2 separate regions of the Homo sapiens genome follow, and region 1 is linked to region 2. Evidence: read pairs that join two places in POLR2A ChIA-PET (ENCODE). Cell type or tissue: B cell. All regions are shown on one strand. Links, peaks and the distances in the headings refer to the core of each region. The heading gives the core; the rest is flanking DNA.

Region 1 (11,092 bases), core at 1,784-9,783, 110 kb before region 2:
GACCTGCAGGAATGCCACCTCCCCCGGCAGCTCCTATATAGCTGGGCGGACCTGGCTGCCAAGAGGGTGTGCTGGGGGACTGTGCAGCTCGAGGCTCCAGAGGCACACTCCAGAGAGAGCCAAGGTACGTGGGGGGCCACTTCTGTGGTCAGGACTGCTGGTTTCTTATCAAGGCTCGATCCCAGATTGAAAATCATGCAATGATTTCTTTACTCCCACACCTGGGGATGGGTCCCAAGTTCAGGGTAGACTTGCGAGGATACCCAGTCATCACTGGGCTTGCCTTTCTCTAAGTTGGTGCTATAATAAAATGCTACTTTAGGGTTTGTGGGTTGGGATTTTGTTTTGCCTTTAAGCTTCTGCCTATGAAAACTAATCTCTTTCTCAAGAATGCTGTGCTTTTATTTTTTTTATTTGACTCACCTGAAATGATCTATTATGCCATTAATCTTATTTAAGATTTCTCCTTAAAAAAGGAATGATGTGGAGTATGGCCCTATTTAGGAGACTAATGAATATTTGCTTCATGCTTGGATCTCTTTGGAGAAAGTCAGTCTGAGTTCACTGTGCTCAGGAGGCAGAGAGAGTGGGGTGAGGGGGTCCAGATGCTCATAGCCACCCTGGGACAAAGACGAGGCGATGTCTACAAGCAAGGAAAGGTCAGTGAGGCCTCTTTGCAGGCTTCTAGAGATGACTGGATGTGCTTCTAGAGATCACTTCAGCTGTGTTTTGCCTTTTTTTTTTAATATAAGGAGCAATGTGGCATCAGAGTTGAACATTTTATCAGAGGAACATTAGCCACTTTTAGGGAAGCTGCAGCAGGGTGGTGGAGGGTGTGTGAGGGGCGAAACAAGCTCCCTGTCAGCCTCCTCCAGCTCTGGGGCCCCATGGCCTCACAGTAAGTCTTTGCCTAGGAGACAGCTTAGGCAAGCTCCGGTATGGGAACTCCTTCCATTTCCCTAATCCACACAGGCAAAGACCCAGGTGCTAGAATGCCCTGACAGTCGGCCTTGGGAAGTGGATTTCCTTGATGGCTATTGTAGATTCAGGAGCCGAATGTGACAGGCAACCTTAAGGTGTGGGGTGAGGGGCTTTTCCATGACATCAGTGGCAGCCCTTCGGATGTCCCAGGGCCACCTTGACCCGGGACCCTCCTGGTGTTCCCCCAGGCCCTCCTGTCTTCCCTTTCATCTCGTTTTCTCCGAAATTCCTCAAGGGCCCTGCCCTTTGCCCTTTGCCCAGCTCAGGGGGCATCATACCCAGTGAGTGAAAAGCACAGTGTGTGAGCACTGTCTTCTCCTGAAACCCAGATGGGCAGTGGGGCATGGCTAGTGGACACATGCAGTGCAGCATTAGACAGAGCCCAGTGCAGGTCTGCCACCTCCCCGCTGTGCAGCCTTGGGCAAATTACTTAACTTCTCTGAATCCCAGGACAACATTTATAACATGGGGATAATAATGTACCTACTCTATGTGAGAATTAAGTTAGGCAATGTCAGAGAAGAGCTTAACACGGTGGCAGGCATGAAGAAAGTATGCAATAAAAAGCCAGTAGGATAAGCAGATGGTCACACTGTCCCCCAGGGGTGAGATTGGAAAGGATGCCTGGAGCACACTTGACCCCTGGACATAGGGGAGGCAGGGGTCCCTTTGCTACGTTTCCATCTTTCCCTTCCTTCCTCCTCCTCTCTCTCTCATTACTGCAAAGCCCTTTAGGATCAGCAGCCAGTGAATTCCTCAGAATGGATGGCAGAATGCCCCCAAGACAGTGCCAGCTCAGAGCAATAAAGAACAAAGAGGGGAGATTGAAAGTACAATCTAAAGTCGGCACAGTGGCTCGTGCCTGTAATCTCAGCACTTTGGGAGGCTGAGGTGGGAGGATCACTTGAGCCTGGGCAACATAGTGAGACCCCGTTTCTACAACATGTATTTAAAAATTAGCTGGGTGTGGTAGTGTGTGCCTGTAGTCCCAGCTACTCCGGAGGCTGAGGCAAGAGGATTGCTTGAGCCCAGGAGTTCAGGGCTGCAATGAGCTATGATCATGCCACTGCACTCCAGCCTGGGCAACAGAGTGAGATCCTGTCTCTAAAATATGTGTGTGTGTGTGTGTGTGTGTGTGTGTGTGTGTGTATGTGTGTGTGTCTGTACATATACGTATATATATATGTGTGTATATATACATATATGTGTGTATATATGTATATATGTGTGTGTATATACGTGTATATATACATATATATGTGTATATATATACGTGTATACACACACACACACACACACACATATAGTCCATGCCCACCAGCATTTGATTCCAACTCTTCTATTGTATTTTCCTCCCAGGGATTTCTTGATTTGAAAGACTTGGGAGTATCAAAGAAAACCTACATGTATTAAGTCACCACTCCTTTATTTTCCCATGCGTATTCAAAGCCACTATAATTGCCCTTTGCCATTCTTACCTGTCTCGGAAACCGGGACCAGAGCCCTGAGTGAATGTAATCCTAGCAATAGCAAAGGAGCTCGGTGTTTGAGTTAACCCTGCACAACCCAAACATGGGGAAACAATTATGCTTTTGAGACCACATAAATAGCACAAGGATGCGATTCCTTCCTTAAAATCTCCTGCACTTGGGAGGGGGCAGGGGAGCCCAGGCAGGCCTGGTGGGGAGCTGACCCACCGCCGTTTCTCTGGCAGGTTCTGACGCGATGAGGAAGCACCTGAGCTGGTGGTGGCTGGCCACTGTCTGCATGCTGCTCTTCAGCCACCTCTCTGCGGTCCAGACGAGGGGCATCAAGCACAGAATCAAGTGGAACCGGAAGGCCCTGCCCAGCACTGCCCAGATCACTGAGGCCCAGGTGGCTGAGAACCGCCCGGGAGCCTTCATCAAGCAAGGCCGCAAGCTCGACATTGACTTCGGAGCCGAGGGCAACAGGTACTACGAGGCCAACTACTGGCAGTTCCCCGATGGCATCCACTACAACGGCTGCTCTGAGGCTAATGTGACCAAGGAGGCATTTGTCACCGGCTGCATCAATGCCACCCAGGCGGCGAACCAGGGGGAGTTCCAGAAGCCAGACAACAAGCTCCACCAGCAGGTGCTCTGGCGGCTGGTCCAGGAGCTCTGCTCCCTCAAGCATTGCGAGTTTTGGTTGGAGAGGGGCGCAGGACTTCGGGTCACCATGCACCAGCCAGTGCTCCTCTGCCTTCTGGCTTTGATCTGGCTCACGGTGAAATAAGCTTGCCAGGAGGCTGGCAGTACAGAGTGCAGCAGCGAGCAAATCCTGGCAAGTGACCCAGCTCTTCTCCCCCAAACCCACGCGTGTTCTGAAGGTGCCCAGGAGCGGCGATGCACTCGCACTGCAAATGCCGCTCTCACGTATGCGCCCTGGTATGTGCCTGCGTTCTGATAGATGGGGGACTGTGGCTTCTCCGTCACTCCATTCTCAGCCCCTAGCAGAGCGTCTGGCACACTAGATTAGTAGTAAATGCTTGATGAGAAGAACACATCAGGCACTGCGCCACCTGCTTCACAGTACTTCCCAACAACTCTTAGAGGTAGGTGTATTCCCGTTTTACAGATAAGGAAACTGAGGCCCAGAGAGCTGAAGTACTGCACCCAGCATCACCAGCTAGAAAGTGGCAGAGCCAGGATTCAACCCTGGCTTGTCTAACCCCAGGTTTTCTGCTCTGTCCAATTCCAGAGCTGTCTGGTGATCACTTTATGTCTCACAGGGACCCACATCCAAACATGTATCTCTAATGAAATTGTGAAAGCTCCATGTTTAGAAATAAATGAAAACACCTGAGCTGGTGGCTGTGTACTTTGACTGGTACATGGAGGCTATTTTAATCCTTCTAACTAAACTAAAATAGATTAAAGGAATTAAACTAAAATACAAGTAAAGCTAGACAAAGGCCCAGAAATCATACTGTAAGGAAATGTTATTGGAAGCTGATTCCCAGAGCAGACCACATATACAGCAGGATGTGCCTGTGGCATGAAGATTTTCTTTCTCTTTTTTTTTTTTTTTTAGATGGAGTTTTACTCTTGTTGCCCAGGCTGGAGTGCAACGGCATGATTTTGGCTCACTGCAGCCTCTGCCTCCCAGGCTCAAGCACTTTTCCTGTCTCAGCCTTCCGAGTAGCTGGGATTACAGGTGTGTGCCATCATGCCTGACTAATTTTGTATTTTTAGTAGAGACAGGGTTTCACCATGTTGGCCAGGCTGGTCTTGAACTCCTGACCTCAGGTGATCCACCCACCTGGGCCTCCCATAGTGCTGGGATTCAATTTTTTTTTTTTTTTTTTCAAAAGAAGGGTAAGTGCTTGCTGTTCCCATCCCTGAAACATTGCATGTATTTAAGAAAAACAAAATGTTAGTGGCATATTTGCTTCTAATGTTCCCCTAACCCTACATGCATGTTTTATGTGCACTCATATGAGTATCTTTAAATATAATCCCTTTACATCTGTGTTCTATGCAAAGTCTCTCATTTCTTTCAAGACAGCCTAATGAAGGCCATCATCTCTGTAAACCACTTGTCACTACAAAAATACAATTACTCACCAAAAAGCTTTAAAAAATAAAGCTGTGTCTTTAGGGAGACCCAATAAAGAATGCAATCCATGCCATAAGCAGGAGTTGATACACCACCTTATTAGCTAAAAATATATATAACACAATATGAGTAATGTTTAAGATCTGTTTTAAATTTAAAACAATGAATTGAATGCTCTAAGAGGCTCCTACAGGCGCTCCAGGCCACTCTCAGAGACTCCCAGGAGTTGTTGAACTATATTTGGAGAAAACAGCCACTGAATATTATCATTTCTCCTTTAAAGAGAGTTTGTAAGGGGGGAACATGCATTTTATCAGACAATTTATCCAAAGCATTGCAGAACATGAGTGCTGATGAGGGCACCTCTTGTGCTGAGTCCCCTCAGCTATCAGTGTTCTTCTCAAGGACACATTTGGAAGGTTTTAACATTGAAAGTGAGCGGAGGACTTGGGGGCAGAGCAGCACAAAGAAACAGCCTTACACTGGGCACATGGAGGAGACGTCCACCCTGCAGCCAGGACTGGGGTTCACGTCACTGCCAGAGCTACACTCGCCTTCTGCTTCCACGGTCCTGTTAATTCTAGATCAGAGAGCAAGAAAAAAGTACAGAACATATCCTCTACGGTTATTTCCTGCTTTCTAATTAAAAAAATAATAACCATGGCAAGAGAGAAAGAAAGAGAAAGTACTCAGAGGCTGACACTGACATTTCACTTCCTCGCTCTCCTAAGTTTAATTACAACAGCACGTGCAGCCACGTCAGCCAAATGACTTCATTTCTGATGTGAAAACGCTTAGGCCATGATGTCGTTCATTTTCTGTAATTGCTGCCTTTTCTCATTCTGTTAATAGTCCCGGCAACCAGATTTCAGTGGGGCATGACGTGAATGTGTATATGGTGATTCAAATGCAAAATTTGTTTATGGGGCTTTTAATCGAACGCGTGTGTGCCTGAACATTCTTGCTCAAGTTGATGAATCATGGGGTGGAATAAAGGCTGAGTTTAGTTTTTCACTTTAGCAAAGGGGCAATGGGGTGCCTACTATGTGCGAGACATTGGGAGGGGCTTCTGAATTATTCTGGATATCGTCATTTTGCAGTGTGCATAATTTTGCCAACCGTTGCTTTCGTAGCCCCTGCTAAGTGTTGACTTTTTAAAATATAAGTTTATTGTAAAAGTGACATGAAAATTACAACAGATATTCCAGACCAAAATAATACAACAATCCCAGCATCTGATTGAGTCAGTGTTTGCTGTTTCCCCTGCACTTTCCTAGTTCTTAAGCATTTGCGTATGTAAACATTCATATTTGCAATAAAAAAGTGAGCTTTTATATTCTAAATTTTTACTTAACTTAATTCAATGCTTTCTACTCATTTTTCTATACTTTTTTTTTTGAGGCAGAGTCTCATTCTGTTGCCCAGGCTGGAGTGCAGTGGCGTGATCTTGGCTCACTACAACCTCCACCTTCCAGGCTTAAGCGATTCTCATGCCTCATCCTCCCAAGTAGGTGGGATTACAGGTGCCCACCACCAAGCCCTGCAAATTTTTTTGTATTTTTAGTAGAGACAGTGTTTTGCCATGTTGGCCAGGCTGGTCTCGAACTCCTGACATCAGGTGATCCACCTGCCTCGGCCTCCCAAAGTGCTGGGATTACAGGTGTGAGCCACCACGCCCTGCCTACTCTTTGTTTTCTTTCCTCCCCACCCATTTTCCCCCGTCCTGTCCCCTCCTTCCAGCCTGAGATGTAGGCTCCACCTTAACTGTGCTCAGATACACAAGTGAGGGCTTTTTAACTTGATTATGCCTTTTAAAAATACTATGTATGTAAAATATTTATTCATCTGCAATTTGGCTTCCCTAACTTAACATTGCATCATGAAACTCTTTGGAACAACAGCTATCTAGATAGCTGACTCATTCTTTTGGATTGCTACGTAATCTCACTTAATACAGATGTATCATGATTGATTGAATCATTGCCTTGTTGATGGGCCTTCAGATTATTTCCAGTTTTTTGCCACTGCAAACAATAAACATCCTTGTACATACTACATTGCAGTCTGGTACTTCTGTTTCTGTGGAATAGATTCACACGTGCAAAATTTCTGGAACAAAGCCTGTGTGTAATTTAAATTTTACCAGCCATGACCGGGCTATGCTCGCACATAGCTGGAGCAAATCCTATTCCCACCAGCTGTTTACGGCATTAATTTGGAAGAGTTTCTGTCATTTAACTATGAGAAGCCACCTTTTCTACAAATGTTGCCTACACATCTTCTCTCTTTTGCAAACGGCACACCTAAAGCTCTCTAAAACTTTCGGCCATGAGGACCATTTGAAAATCCTCCTAAAACTGTTAGCAATTCTCATTCTAAACCTGGTCCTTGGCCCAAAACATCTGCATGAGAAGCCTGGAAAACAGGCAGTGAGTGTGTAGGCTTCCAACTCAGAGGGTGGTGTGTCTGCACAGCTCCACACACCCCAGCAACTGGGAAGGCTTGAGGTGAGGTTATGCCCTGGCCTTTTTACTGACTTTTACTAAAATTACACATGCAAGTATTTGCATTCCAGCCAGAATACCCTCTAGATCCAAAAGCTCAAAAGGAGCAGAGAATTGAGAACACTATTAAAGTAGCCCATGCTGTTCCTCCCCTCCAGGCTCTGGCAGACAACCAGCATTTCCCTGGTGCCCCTCACACCCTACCTTGCTTAGGATATGCCTGACAATGTCTAGAAACTTCACCCTCTGGTCCTAATAGGGTGTCCCAGGCAGTGACCTTAAGTTTGTCTTGAGCCGCCCACACGCTCTACCTCAAGTTTTCTGACAACAAGTGACTGGATTGGGGTGGTGGCTGATTGGGTCAAGGACCCCAGGCCCTACATCGTACCTATGGTGTGGTCACATCTTTTTCCTGCACCCAAGACTTTTTTGTCATGGCTGTAGATGGATGGACACGTGCACCCTAAGCTGTCTCTGTGTTGCTGCATGACACATCCTGAGTCTACCAGAGTCTCTACTGAAATGTGACAGCAGGGCCCATGTGCCTTCATGTAACCAGCACTGTCACAGACCACACCTGCCAGGCGAGTGATCAAGACTTACACAGACATGGCATCATGACCAGTTTCAGTTTTTCTGGCTCAGACACCACTCTGTTGAGGAACAGACTTCTTGGTGAGCCTGGCTCAGGCCAGAGGCTAAGAGTTTGCTGTCTCCCCAGAGGCCACGAGTCAGAGAAGAGCGAGGGCTTCCTCTTCCCTTATCCTCAGTGCTGGCAGAAGACCCCATTTCAGTGGGCACCCAGCTTCCCCAGTGGAAGAAAAAGGAGCCCAACCCTCATGCCTCTGGGAATGCATCCCTACAAAATGGGAATAACTCAGATATTCCCTGCAAAATGAGACTAAAATACTATGACTTTGAGAAATCTCAAAGCACATTCCAGATCATCCAAAGACTGCCCCGGAAAAACAGACTCAGCTTTGGCAAATGGGAGCCTTCCCCTGGGCCCGTGGCTTTAGGGAGCCTCACTTTGGAGCAGGAGCATGCACGGGGAAGCGACCGAGATTCCACCCCCAGAGCACTAAAGCCCCGAGGCCTCCCTCCCACAGTGAGCCCCAGACCCCAAACAGAGGGTGGAGAATGTGCTCCTCTGGCATTGGATGAGAGGCCTTAGACTGAAATGAGCCCCATGCACTGACCATGCCCCTTCTAAAGGGATCTTCCTGGTCAGCACAAAGCTGACCCCCCAAAAGAGCTCATCCTCCAATACTCAAGTGTCATCCCTGTTCCCTGGACTGAACTGTAATGGGCACACAAATTCCCTGGAATCTTGGTGAAATGTACCTTCTGCTTCAGCAGGTTTGGGGTGGACCAGATTGTACGTTCCTTTTCTTTTCTTTTTTCTTTTTTTTTTTTTTTGAGTCAGAGTTTCAGTCTTGTTGCCCAGGCTGGAGTGCAATGGTGTCATCTCGGCTCACCACAACCTCTGCCTCCCAGATTCAAGCGATTCTACTGCCCCAGCCTCCTGAGTAGCTGGGATTATAGGCATGCACCACCACGCCAGGCTAATTTTGTATTTTTAGTAGAGACAGGGGTCTGTCCATGTTGGTCAGCCTAGTCTCGAACTCCGGACCTCAGGTGACCCGCCTGCCTCGGCCTCCCAAAGGCTGGGATCACAGGCGTGAGCCACCCCGCTGAGTCCCAGATTCTACATTTCTAGCAAGTGTCACTGCCTCCTCCAAGATGCCCTGTACCCTAAACTGAACTTCATCCCTCCATCCGCCCCTCCCGCCCTCCCATCCGTCCTGGGGATTCCCAGATCTTGTTTTAATGCAAACCCTTTTGTGAGAAAGCATTGCTTTCTTAAACAATGCAAATTGTTTTGACTCCAACAGGTTTGGCTATAATCTGTCGAAGGAAATTGGCAGAAGGCCAGAGAGGAACTAGAGGAAGCTGGAAGCAGGCAGTTCAAGGCCACATGAACTCACACAGCTGCCCTCCCTTGATGGTGGGAGGTGGGTGGTGGGGAGGGAGAGGGGAGGTACTGGTTGCGGGGAGGAGACCTTCCATACACCCCGTGTCCAAGGGAGAATTACATGCACAGGCTTATCAGAGGTGACACCAGCATCCAGCAGGGAAGGGTGTTTTGCAACCAGGGGCTCCATGCTCAAAAAAATAACATTCAGCACCAAGGAGAGGGATTTTCAAGAACGAAGCAGAGGGTAAGGTGCAGGCAGGGTCCCGGCTAGGTGCAAGCCATGTCGGTTGTGGTGTGCTGGAATTTCGAAATCTGTAATTAAGATTCTAATTTTTTTAATTGGCTGTTTTGGTTCGGGGCTACTTAGCAATCAAGAACAAAATGGAGGCGCTTATGACGTCTCTTAAATATCGTTTATTCCTGTCGTGCCCAAGCCAAATCATGTCATCACCTCTGATTTCCTGGGGCAAACAAATAGAGGAAGCAGGAAGCAAAGGGCTGGTGGGTTTTCCTTAGCTTTGGGCCCACTTGGGATAGCCAAACAGTGGAAGCCTCCACCCAAAGTTAACGGGCTTTCTAGGCTCATTTGCACAAGAGCAGACTCCAAGAAGTTTCTTCTGGAATTTCAAATGTGATGTGGTCTGCAAATCTGCTCCCTGTCAGCTAAGAAGATGTTGACCTGTGCAGATGGCTGTTTCCAGAAGTCGAGCTGTCAGACTCTTTCCAAGGGCAGGACCCAGGCCTCCCCCATCTGTCTGTGGAGCCCTCATAAGCAGCATCCTGCCTTAGAGATGGGTTTTACTTAGAATTACAGAACATTTTTCCTCTGGGCATTATCTCAGCTCCTAACTTATGTTTAACATTTGAGCCAATGTCCTTCTTTGCCTCATCTTGGGCATTTTGTGGATTTGTTCATGCTTCCACTCGACAAACATGCATTCAATTCCTGCCATGAGTCTGTCTGCTCCGTGCGGGAGCTGTAATGGTGGGCAACAGAGGCAACGTGCCTGCTGTTAGGTGTTTTGTTCTGGTGGCACACGCATGCATGTATAACCAGAGGTGTGCTAGTGTACCAGCTCTATGCCCGAGTAGGGGTGAGGGAGCCCTAATTTGTACTATTTGCCAATTTCTATGATGTAAATGGTGACCCAGCCAATTTCAAGTTACCCACACTCACTGAATGTGGAGTTAATAGAGATGTGTATGTTCATCTCTCAGAAGCCTGTTTGACCTGCTCCAGCACAATTAATTTAATTTAACTGTTTACTTTGTAACCTTTACACATATTAATTCACTCCTATAAACAATATCATAGCTCTTCCAAATCAGAGCTGAAGTCATCTCAACCGGGAGGCTATTGATGGATTGGCGATGGTCCTCCAGGTCGCTCTCCCTTCCATGCAGACACCTAGGTGAAAGCCAAGCCCCAGGTAGGCACAGGAAGAGCCGAGGCCAGAGCGGAAGAGAAATGGCACATGGAGCTGCCACTGGAGTTGAGGATTATTTAGCAGTAAATCTTTTTTGATTTTCTATTGCATGCCTGGCAGTCCACTGGAATCTGCAGATGCCACAATGAATGAGTCACTGCCACTGCCTTCAAGGTGCTCACAGTCTGATGCAGAAAGGATAATGGCCATGCAGTATGGGGAAGTGTTGTGTTAGACATGGGAATTAGCAAGAAAGGTTTGCTAGAGAAGGGAAGTCTGAAAGGATGGATGGAGGCATCCAGGTGGAGAAGATGGGAAAGATGTAGAATCACTGCAAAAAAGAAAACAAGACTATGCTGCATTCAAGGAGCTGCAAGCGGTCCAGTACAGTGGGGATGTGGGCACGGATGGAGGAGAGCGACAAGATGAGGCCAGAGAATGAAAGGAGCAAGATCTGCAAAGATCCCTCTGGCTTGCCGTATGTTCTCTTGGGAAGCACTTCGCAAACCATAACGGGCACACAAATTCCCTGGGATCTTGGCAAAATGCAGCTTCTGCTTCGTCAGGTTTGGGATGGACCAGATTCTACATTTCTAACAAGCTCCCTGGTTATGTTGATGCTG
Region 2 (11,092 bases), core at 1,015-9,014:
ACACACATGCACACACACAACTCTGTTGTTCAGAGCTTTCCAATGAGCCAGAAAGAGACTTCTTGCTAACATTTAAGGAAGACTTTGTCCTGGATAGATGATAATTGGGACCAAGAATTTTCTCATGAATTCAGAAACTTAATGAAAAAAAATTATCTATAAACAATTACTCCAAGAAAAGTTACAGGCCAGGTGCAGTGGCTCGCACCTGTCATCCCAGCACCTTGGGAGGCCAAAGCACGCAGATCATTTGAGTCCAGAAGTTTGAGACCAGCCTGGGCAACATGGCAAAAACCCATCTCTGCAAAAAAAATTAAAAAATTATCTGGGCATGGTGGCACGTGCCTGTACTACTTGGGAGGCTGAGGTGGGAGGATCACTTGAGCCCAGGTGGTCAAGGCTGCAGTGAGCCAGATGATGCCACTGCACTCCAGCCTGGGCAACAGAGTGACAGCCTGTCCAAAAAAAAAAAAAAAGAAAAAAAAAATCAAGCAAGCACAAAAGAAAGAAAGAAAGAAGACAACGAAAAGAAAAAAAAGAGAAATTACAAGTGCACCAGAAAAGAATTACAAGACAAGGGAAAGAAGAGAAATATAAGCTACCAGGACTCAGGAAAAGAAGTGAAAGAGAAGAATAAAACTATCACAGAAACAAAAGACCGAATGGAGGAGCAAAACGCTATGAAAATTCAGCTAGAAGCCTGGAAGGTACATTTCAGAAAAATGAATGCAGTAACATGGAGAATAACAGTGAATTTTAAGACGAGAAGAAATAATAGATATAGAACAAATGCAGAAGAAAGTCAACATATGTATAATTGGCATTCAAATATATACACTAAAAAAAACTTTCCTAAACTGAAAATGTGAATTTATAGATTGAAAGACCATACTATGTTCTGGGAAAATGGATATAGTTTTTTCTAAACTATGCCCAATGTATGTTTACAGCCAAATGTATGTTCCTTGAGATATGAGGATGGGGGTTTTTGTCCTTTTTTGTTTATTGCTGTGTTCCCAGTGCTTAAAATAATGCCCCCAATGAACATTCAGTAAATGAATTGCTAAAGTAACAGATTAACCAATACCAACATATCCTATTAATAGTGCCATGCTTCAAAGATAAAGAGTTTCTGGTTATTCAGTAGAAAGATCAGATCATCCATTAAAAAATAACAGCATGTCTTTGCTATTGTGAATAGTCCTACAAGGGCCAAGTGTGGTAGCTCACACCTGTAATCTCAGAACTCTGGGAGGCCAAGACTGGAGGATCACTTGAGCCCAGGAGTTCGAAACCAGCCTGAGCAACACAGTGAGACCCTGAATCTACAAAAAAAATGTAGAAGTTTTAGAAAATAATGCTGTGATGGACATGTACACCATGGAATACTATGCAGCCATAAAAAAGAACAAGATCATGTCCTTTGCAGCAACATGGATGGAGCTGTAGGCCATTATCCTAAGTGAACTAACATAGTAACAGAAAATCATATACTGCATGTTCTCACTTAAGTGGGAGCTAAACATTGAGTACTGGGGCCTACCTGAGGGTGGAGGGTGGGAGGGAGGTGAGGATCGTAAAAACTTCCTATCAGATACAATGCTTATTATCTGGGTAATGAAATAATCTGTATACCAAACCCCTGTGACACACAATTTACCCATATAACAAACCTACACATCTACCCGTGAACTTAAAGCTAAAAAAATCAGATTGACTACAAACATCAGCACAGCAAGATTCAAAGCTAGAATACAATGAAACAATCTTGTGCCACATATGCTACTATGGTGTCCTCAGAGAAAGAAAACATGATTCAGGAACTTCATATCAACCCAAACTGTAGTCCAAATAAAGAACATGCATATATTTTCAAAACTACAAAAATTCAGCTACCTTGAAGAAAATACAGAAAGACCAAGTTTAGTAAACAAATGAGAAACAGAAGCAAAAACACCAATAATGAGCACTGAATACATTTATGTTTCGGGATTACAATTAAAACAACTATTGGAATTATGGTTGCGAAACAAAACAAATGCTATAAACCATTATAAAGCAGAAACTGTAAAACCCAATGAAGGTAAGAATGCGTTAAGTATCTTGATTTTCTCATTTTTTTGTAGTTGAAGGCCAAGAAAAGATACGTTTAAAGTCTGTAGCCCAGCTATTAGGGATACAAATAAGTGTGAAGTTATACAAGAACCCTCTAGAGAGAGGCTGTTGGCCAGAGGTAGCATCTGCTTCTTTGGTGGTCTTGGAGCTTGAGAGTGTTGATGTCATTTGGTGTGTGGGGACCAAAGATAATGAGCAAACTGTAAAATGCTTGACTGTCTTGGACAAAGACGATTTTTCTCATACAAACACTCACAGTGTCCCTACGGAACAGTAAAGCAGTAGAACTAATAATAGCAATAACCAGCCCAAATTGAATGGAGGAGAGAAGAGAGAGGATTTGGGAGAAAGTGGTTTTGTCATTACTCTTGGTGAAGAGTCAATTGATTATATCCGAAGAAATGTAGGATTGAATAAATTATATACAAATATGAGTGTTCTTTTGTACTATTTGACTTCCTTTTGTTCCATGTGCATATATTAACTAGTCAAAAAAAAATAGTTAAGCCAAGGCAAGAGGATTGCTTAAGGCCAGGACTTTGAGATCAGCCTGGGCAACATAGAGAGACCCCATCTCTACAAAAAATTAAAAAATAAAAAATTAGACAAACATGGTGGCTTGCCCCTGTCATCCCAGCTACTCAGGAGGCTGAGGTGGGAGGCTCACTTGAGCCTGAAATGTGGAGGCTTCAGTAAGCTGGAATTGCACCACTGCACTCCAGCCTGGGTGACAGAGTGAGATCCCAGCTTGAAAAAAACGGTTAAAAAGTAAAGATACTAGGGTCAGGGAAGAGGGTCGGGGGAAGGCAGGTAGGGAGAGGTGAGCTGGGGAAGCAAGTCATTTAGATACTGGAGGGGATGGATCCTGAGAGTATCCAGCATGCTGCCCTCTCTCTAGGGTTATATCTAGAAGGATGGGAGTGGACAATAAGACCGTCAGATTTCATACGAGTTTGGGATCTGAAGGTAGAGACCTGCCCCACTTCCCATCAGTCATCTGGAGTAACATGGTACCCATGGCATAGGGCTGCCCAGGCATCTTTGGTGGCAGAGGGACCTAAGTAGACCCAGAGAGCTTCTAGGGGATGTAGGATGTTATAGGAGAGCAGCTAACATTTCCCATAACCCTGAGAAGGGCATGGAAGTCAGATGGGAGAAAGCTGGGGAACTGAGGGCATCTCATGGTTGGAACAAGGGGACCCATGAGTCTTGCCAGAGACCACATGGAAGCTCAAACATCTTGGGAGTAGCCAGGGAGGAAGGATGCTGTGCCCAGAACCATGACGACATCCATGTTCCATCAGCCCACCACCACCGAAACAGAGATGAGACCCTGGCGAGAAGGTGGGAATGGGACTGCAGAAAGGAACATTTCAGAAGTAAGTAAATTTTAACCTAAAATGACCACATTTCTCAGAAATTGACCAGCATGATTTTTGCTGCCAGCCAAATGGAGGTTCAAAGTAGAGATTAAATTTCATATATATATATATATATATATATATATATATTTTTTTTTTTTTTTTTTTTTTTTTTTTTTTTTTTTGTTGAGACAGAGTCTCACTCTGTTGCCCAGGCTGGAGTGCAGTGGCACGATGTCGGCTCACTGCAACCTCCGCCTCCTGGGTTTAAGCTATTCTCCCGCCTTGGCCTCCCGAGTAGCTGGGATTACAGGTGCCCGCCACCACGCCTGCCTAATTTTTGCATTTTTAGTAGAGACGGGGTTTCACCATGTTGGCCAGGATGGTCTCGATCTCCTGACCTTGTGATTCACCCACCTCGGCCTCCCAAAGTGCTGGGATTACAGGTGTGAGCCACTGCGCCCTGCCTAAATTATATTTTTTTAAAAAGTTTCAGGTGCTCTGTGTGGAGGTTAAAGGTAGAGACCAGGGATGTAATACAGTCACTACACAGAAGCCCCTAGGAAGACAGGACTCAGTGTAGAAGAGAACTCCCTCATAAAAGGAGTGACATCTGGGTCAGGTCTTAAGGGTGAGATGGGGAAGGACATTCTAGGCAGAGGCAGCAGCAAGTTCAAAGCCATGAGGAGCCTGGCTCGACCAGAGAACAGCGTGTGGTCCAGCGTGGGTGGAACAGAAGGTGGGAGGTGAGAGGTGTTTCATGTTCCACTTATGCAGCCAAGAAACAATATTCAAGACAAGTCAAATTCCCTGATTCCTGTCGTGTTTCAGGGACACAGCTCACCTTCCCCTATGTGTGTACTTGGTCCAAACCACAGGGCCAGACGGGGAGCCAACGCCACCTCTCACGGCGATGCAGAGCCAGCTGAGAGGAGCCAGCTGGGAGAAGTTTCTTGGAGGACAGACATGCTTCCTGGGCCAAGAAATATCAGGAAGAAGCCAAGGAGGGGAGGGCTGGACAGCACAGCCAGCAAGACTGGTCCATTGACCCATTCCAGCCTGTCATGAGATGCCTGAGACGCTGACCCTCCGCCCAGAGCTGGCCAAATCTCTGCAGATGCAAAGCCAACTCCCAGGGCTTTACCACTTTGAGACTTTGACCGCCCATCCTTCCTGCCCCTGGCCCAGCCCACCCTCCTCCGTGCACAGAGATGAACGTTCAGCATGTTCTCTCCCACACTTGACCTAATCGCTTTGCTATGGAGACTTCCCCGACCCAGCAAGCAGCCCCACGCCTTCCTGCTGTGCTCTGATTGAGAACAGGCCCAAGCTATCCAGGCCTTCCAACAACCTTAACCTCTTCCTCCCCAGACCCAGGCAATCAGGAATGGTGGGGAGGAGAGACTTGAAGCATCTAAGTGACTCAACAGAGAATGTAATTATGATATCCAGTCAATTGGCTCTTGTTCTGAAGGAATGATGACACCGTACCCAGGCAAGCAGGGAGGAGATGGGCATAAGATGAGATGGGAGAGGCCATGTCATGCCTTGTATTGCAGGCCACGATGAGGAGCTGGGGGTTTCAGTCATATTGCAATAGGATGCCCTTGAATCATGGGTTTATTATAGGAGTTAGACCTTATGTCCTTGTGGGAAAAGCTGGTGAGGTAACACCTGTAAGGATCACTGGAAGATCAGAAAGATGTCACAGTGGAAACGATGAAAAAAATCTACGGAAGGCTGTTCTTTGTGTGTAGTGGTAAACCTGGGTCAGCCAGGGCAGGCTACAAAGAAAAGCTTGACACGAAGTGGGAAAAAGCAAACATGAATGGAGACCCAGGAAGCCACAGCAAAACCCATGAGGACAAATTGGAACCTGTCTGTCTTTCATACATCTGGAGTGACCTACAGAAGACGTCTGTGGGCTGGGTGCGGGTGGCTGACGCCTGTAATCTCAGCACTTTGGGAGAGTGAGGCAGGAGGACTGCTTGAGCCCAAATGTTCAAGACCAGCCTGGTTAACATGGAGAAACCCAATCCCTACAAAAAAATACAAAAATTAGCCGGGCATGGTGGTGTGTGCGTGTAGTCCCAGCTACTCAGGAGGCTGAGAAGTGAGAAGATTGTTTGAGCCCAAGAGGTCGAGGCTGCAGTGAGCTATGATTGTACCACTGCACTCCAGCCTGGGCAATAGAGTCCCTGTATCCAAAAAATTTAAAAATTTAAAAAACCCTCAGAGCTGCAAATGTAGGAGGTCCAATGTGAGGAGCAGGAGCTGTCGGTCTGACTGGCCTCAGGCAGATGAGGCCATGGGGATGGGGACAGATGCAGCTGTGGTGGCATCTAGAGCCTGCACCCATCTTCCAAATGTAACAGCTGCTGCTGCTGTCTGTCTCTTTCCAAATCTTGCACAAGTTACTCCTGTGGCCAGCCCTGACCTGGACACACAAAGGGGAGGGAATTCTGGGAGATATGACTCCAGCTTAGCTTGGTTGACACAGTACAAGCTACTGCAGAGTCCAAAACAGAGATGGAGTATAGAATAAATTGAGAGCTTTCTGTAATTCTGGTTTTGTTTAGTGTTACGAACGCGCTTGTATAAACTTAGGATTGTTTCTGAATGTGGTTTTGAGAAGTTGTATTTGTAGGAGTGATGGCATAGGATTTCTTTGTTCCCAATTTTTTTTTTTTTTGCATTTTTCCCTTTACTTGATAAGTGCATTTGCCTTCTGTTTTTCTTTTTGAGATCTACACACTTAAACCCTTTAATGGCTGTACCATTAGAAGTGCTTGATCTTAAAAAAATTGCAAGGGGATGCCATTGAAACCCTTTAAACTAGGAAAAGATGCAATCAAATTTACAATAAAAATATCACAGTGGCTGCCGTTTATACAATGGAGTGGCAAGGTGCAAAATTAAAACATGTAAACTGGTTAAGAGATTACTATGGAAGTTAAGAAACGAAACTGTGGTCATTTGGACTACAGGGGTGGATCAGTCAGCTATTGCCACAGTATTGCTGTGTAACTAACAAGCCCCTTAAAATAATGATAATTGGTAGGGAGCAGGTGGGATAGCTCTATTTCCTGCTGCAGCTCTGCCCTGTATGTCTGTCATTCTCCAGGCCCCAGAGGCTAGCCAGAGCATGTTCTCTTGATGATGTCTGAAGTGCAAGACAGCAAGCCCTGCCACACAAGCACATTTCAAGTCTTTGTGACAGCTCATTGGCTGAAGTCAGCCAACACGGCCAAGCCCAAGGTCAAGGCATATGGAAGAACATACCACCTTTAGTGGGAGGGGCTGCAAAGGCACATGGCAAAGGATATGGACTCAGGGTGAGTGAAGAACTGAGAAAAGTGATGCGATCTACTATCAGGGGTAACAGTGGATGTGGAGAGACAAGGGTAGACTCAGGAGGTGGTTGCAAGAAAAACCCACAACATGTGGTGATAGATTGAGTATGGAAAATGACAGAGAAGAAGGAATCACTCTGACAGCCAGGCTTTGAGAGAGGCTGATGGGGCTGGAGGAGAAGCATCTTTGGTGGAGAGGGACGGCAATGTTTCCAGTTTGAGAGGCATCCCGTGGTGGCTTCAGGTGAGTAGAGGGTCCTAAGTTCTGGAACTTGGAAACAAGGTCCAGGTAAAGGTTTAGAATAGTCATTGGCTTGTCAAAGCCTACCAAGTGCTTTGTGAAGTATTTGCTTGTGGCAATAACTTGTGACACCACAGGAGATCTGTCCTCCTTTCCCCAGCCCCACACCCTGCCACGGACCTCTGAAGACACCAGACCCCACGTGATTAAGTTCAAGGGGCATCATGCTGCCATGTGAGAAGACGATTCTCACTCAGGATCAGAGAGGCTGAAAGGAGATATCTGCATTTGGGTGGAGAGAGGGTTTTTGCTATTTCGTTTTGAGAAAATTATTTTTAGAAGCTTCAGAGTGATGGGCAACTTCTTCTTATCTCCACTCTTAGAAGGAGACATCTGTGAAATTCAGTGGTAATTGTGTGTGTCATAGTTCCTTCAAATGCAGACACTGAGACATAGACTCGAATGCAAGCTGCAGAGCTGGAAGGTGCACGGTGGGGAAGTGAAGGACCCCCACATGGGGTGTGTGGAGCAGGTTACCATCGTGGGACACTGGGAGGGCGCAGTCCCACCGGGAACTCTGGGAAAGTGTAGAGCATGGTTCTGCTACCCCACTTGAGGGAATAAAGAGCTGACACTGATCCCTTCAATCATGAGTTGAGGGCTGCCCTGCGGGCATTATCCCCTGGCACTTCCTGTTTGTTCAAAATGTTCCCATGGGCAGCTTCAGTCAGGTAAGTGCTGACAGGAGGTGGGTGGACACTGCCAGCATCTCCCACAGTGGGGAAAGAGGTCATCCTGTCCATCACACAGAGAGCACGAAAAGGAACCCTCCACCCTGCAACGCGGCCAGAGCCACAGGTGTTGGGAGGAGGGAAAATAGTGATCACTTCCAGAGTTTCTGGGAGCCATGGGTTCTCCCTGGGATGCCCTGATGTAGAGGCACCTTAAGAGAGCATTCCAGGGATGCACGTGGATTGTTCCCCTAGGGTGGGATTGACAGGGGGGTAGAATGTGACTTCAGTTCTGGGGGAAGTGCCCCACTCAAGAATGCAGGTTCTTTGGCTATCCCAGATGAGAGAGGCAGCCTAAGTGGCCCTGAGGTGAGAGAAAAGGCCACTTGGACATCAGTAGCCACACAATTACTGATGTGTGTGTTCCTGCCTCTCCCACTTCTGGGGTACACCTGCCTTCCGTTGAGCAAACTCCCATGATGCCCAAGCCTTAAGCAGAGGAAAAGCAAGACGTACAGATACTTGAGGCCAAAATCTGTCAGTGTTGGAAACTGTTCTCTGCAGCTGCAGGGGAATGCAAGTGGGCCAGGGGGATAGAGAACAGGAATCTGAATGCACAGTCAGACAGGGCCGTGGAACACCCCCAACCCCTAGGCACCATACTGTGGCCCCATGCTCTATGGGGCTGGTGAGCCTGGAGTGAGGGAGGAAATTAGTGGGTGGGGTGTGGCAGTGGAACTGTACCAAACAGATCCTGAGTAGGACTGGAAGCCCCCTACCAAAATGCCTGTGCTGGGGAAGACCAAAGGAAAATTCTAATGAGTTCTCAACATCAAGAGAAGAGCAATCATAAAACAAATGTTTCATTTTTGAAACATTCAATTTGTGCTTCTGCTACCTCAGATGAGAATACGAACCATGGCCATGGGGAGAGTGGGCAGCCTGAAGAGAAAAAAGACCCGAGGTAGGGTCTGCTAGTTGGGGTGGGAGCTTCCCTTTAAAACCTTTTGTAATTTCCCCATCTGTAAGATTACGTCCTGAAGGTTCATCACGGCTGATGTCTTAATGTGGCTTCACCCAACAGCAGCCCCTGCGTATTATCTATTGCTACAGAACAAATTACTGCAAAAGTTTGCAGCTTAAAACAATAACAAACACTCATTATTTCTTACAGTTATTGTGGGTTATGGATTTGGGAGCAGCTCAGCTGAGTGGTTCAGGCTCAGGGGCTCTCACTGGGTTGCTATCAGGATGTCAGCTGGAGCTGCAATCATCTGAAGGCTTGACTGGGGCTGGTGAATCCACTTCTAAGATGGCTCAGGCAGATGGATATTGTCAGAGGGCCTTGGTTCTGTCCCTTGATAGGCATGCTTGCATGCATCCATGGCATGATTCAAAAGAACAAGGTGGAGATTTGTAAAGTCTTTTATGACCTAGCCTTGGAAGACACACATCACAGCTACTGTAGTCTATTCCTTAGAAGCAGTCACTAAATCTGCCCGTACTCAAGAGGAGGGAAATTAGCTCCATCTATTGAAGGGAGGAGTGTCAAAGAATTTGTGAATATATTTTCAAATCACCACACCTTGAGACAAGAATTTGGGTGCACATGGTTCCCCCTGTAGGCAACTGCAGCTCAATCCTGTAGGTCCTCTGCGATACTGTGTGGAACATTCCTCTGAATCATCCTATCGGAGGGTAGAAGGCTGGGGCATTTTCCCACTAAGTCCCGCCTTGCATTGTTAAGATTAAGATCCTGCCTCCCTCACTTCCAGGATATACCTGCTGTCAGCTGAGGAAACTCCCATGATACCCAAACCTTAAGCAGAGGAAAAGCAAGATGTACAGATGCTTGAAGCAGGAAGCTGTCAGTGTGCTGGAAACTGTCCTCCTTTGCAGCTGCAGGGGAATGCAGGTGGGCCAGGGGTGTAGAGAACGGGGAGAGAACATCATCTGCTGAGGCCTACAGGGCAGCCCATTAGCCAGCCCTTGCTAGAGGCTCCATTTTCATTACTTACTTCTCTCTGTTCACATTGTATGCACCAACAAGGCTGAAGTGCTTGTTGCTCCCTGCACCTGCTCTGCTGTTTTATGCTTCCTTGACTTTGCTCAGTCAGCTGCCAGACCCCAGCATGAACAAAAAATTAGAAGAGCTCCTAGAAAGAGTTGAGAATAGCACCAAAAAAAAATTTCTGGAACTAAAAAATTTAGTTTTATCATGAATATTTACATACACACAGTAAAACATATAATAGATCTCCATATGCCATCAGCCGGATTTAACAGCCATAAAGATTTTGCCACACATGTTTCATCAACTTCTTGTCTTCTGTCAGTAATTTTTCCCATTAACCTTTAAAACTGTGATAAAATGCACATAATTTTTCCATCTTAACCATTTTTAAGTTTATAGTTCAGTGGTATGAAATACATTCATAATATTGTCATCACTATCCATCTCTAGAACTCTTTCATATTGTAAAACTGAAACTCTGTCCCCATTAAACAATAACTCTTGGCGGGGCGCGGTGGCTCACGCTTGTAATCTCAGCACTTTGGGACGTTGAAGTGGGTGGATCACAAGGTCAGGAGTTCCAGACCAGCCTGGCCAACACAGTGAAACCCCGTCTCTACTAAAAATACAAAATTAGCTGGGCATGCTGGCGGGCACCCGTAATCCCAGCTACTTGGGAGGCTGAGGCAGGAGAATCACTTGAACCTGGGAGGCAGAGGTTGCAGTGAGCCGAGATCGCACCACTGCACTCCAGCCTGGGAGACAGAGCTAGACTCCGTCTCGAAAAACAAAACAAAACAAAACAAACAAACAAACAAACAACTCTCCATCTCCCCCCTGCTCCCATCCCCCAGCAACAGCCATTCTACTTTCTATGATTTTGATTACTCTAAGTACCTCATATAATTGGAATTATATAATATTTGTCTTTTTGCGACTGGCTTATTTCACTTAGCATAATGTCCTCAAGGTACAACACAGATAAATGTGTCAGAATTTCCTCTCTTTGTAAGGTTGAGTGGTGTTCCATTGTATATTTATACAACAATTTGCTTATCCATTCATCCATAGGTTGAATGGATTTGCTTATTCATTCAACCCATGAACACTTGGGTTGCTTCCATTTTTTTAACTTGTGAATAATGCTGTTGTAAACATCAGTGCCCAGATATCTTTGGGACCCTGCTTTCAGTTCTTTTGGGTATGTACCCAGAAATGGGATTGCTGAATCATATAGTAATTTTTTTTTGAGACAGCCTCACTCTGTTGCCCAGGCT

Evidence for each region. ChIA-PET counts read pairs that join two places held together with the same protein. Peaks named below come from ENCODE experiments on the same cell type or tissue, not always from the same donor. Only the 100,000 strongest peaks of a DNase experiment are listed, where the experiment ranks them.
Region 1: POLR2A ChIA-PET joins it to region 2 with 5 read pairs; 4 of 35 experiments call an interaction of 5 or more read pairs at or near these places.

What each region holds. Positions count from the first base shown.
Region 1 is chr20:4,721,846-4,732,937 of GRCh38, forward strand. PRND (prion like protein doppel) reads left to right here and starts at 64. Exons shown (of 2, transcript NM_012409.4): 1 at 64-124; 2 at 2,696-6,615. The coding sequence starts at 2,707. The coding sequence ends at 3,237. PRNT (prion locus lncRNA, testis expressed) reads right to left here. Exons shown (of 2, transcript NR_024269.1): 2 at 9,437-11,092. RefSeq lists enhancers at 5,208-5,297, 7,662-7,771. In B cell, for the core only: no CTCF peak of the experiment used is centred there; a DNase peak (open chromatin) is centred at 5,326; H3K4me3 peaks cover 1,134 bases; H3K27ac peaks cover 2,312 bases; H3K27me3 peaks cover 386 bases.
Region 2 is chr20:4,831,255-4,842,346 of GRCh38, forward strand. No RefSeq gene overlaps it. Among named protein-coding and RNA genes, the nearest start is that of RASSF2, 13 kb to the left of the region's middle. RefSeq lists an enhancer at 4,547-5,046. In B cell, for the core only: no CTCF peak of the experiment used is centred there; no DNase peak of the experiment used is centred there.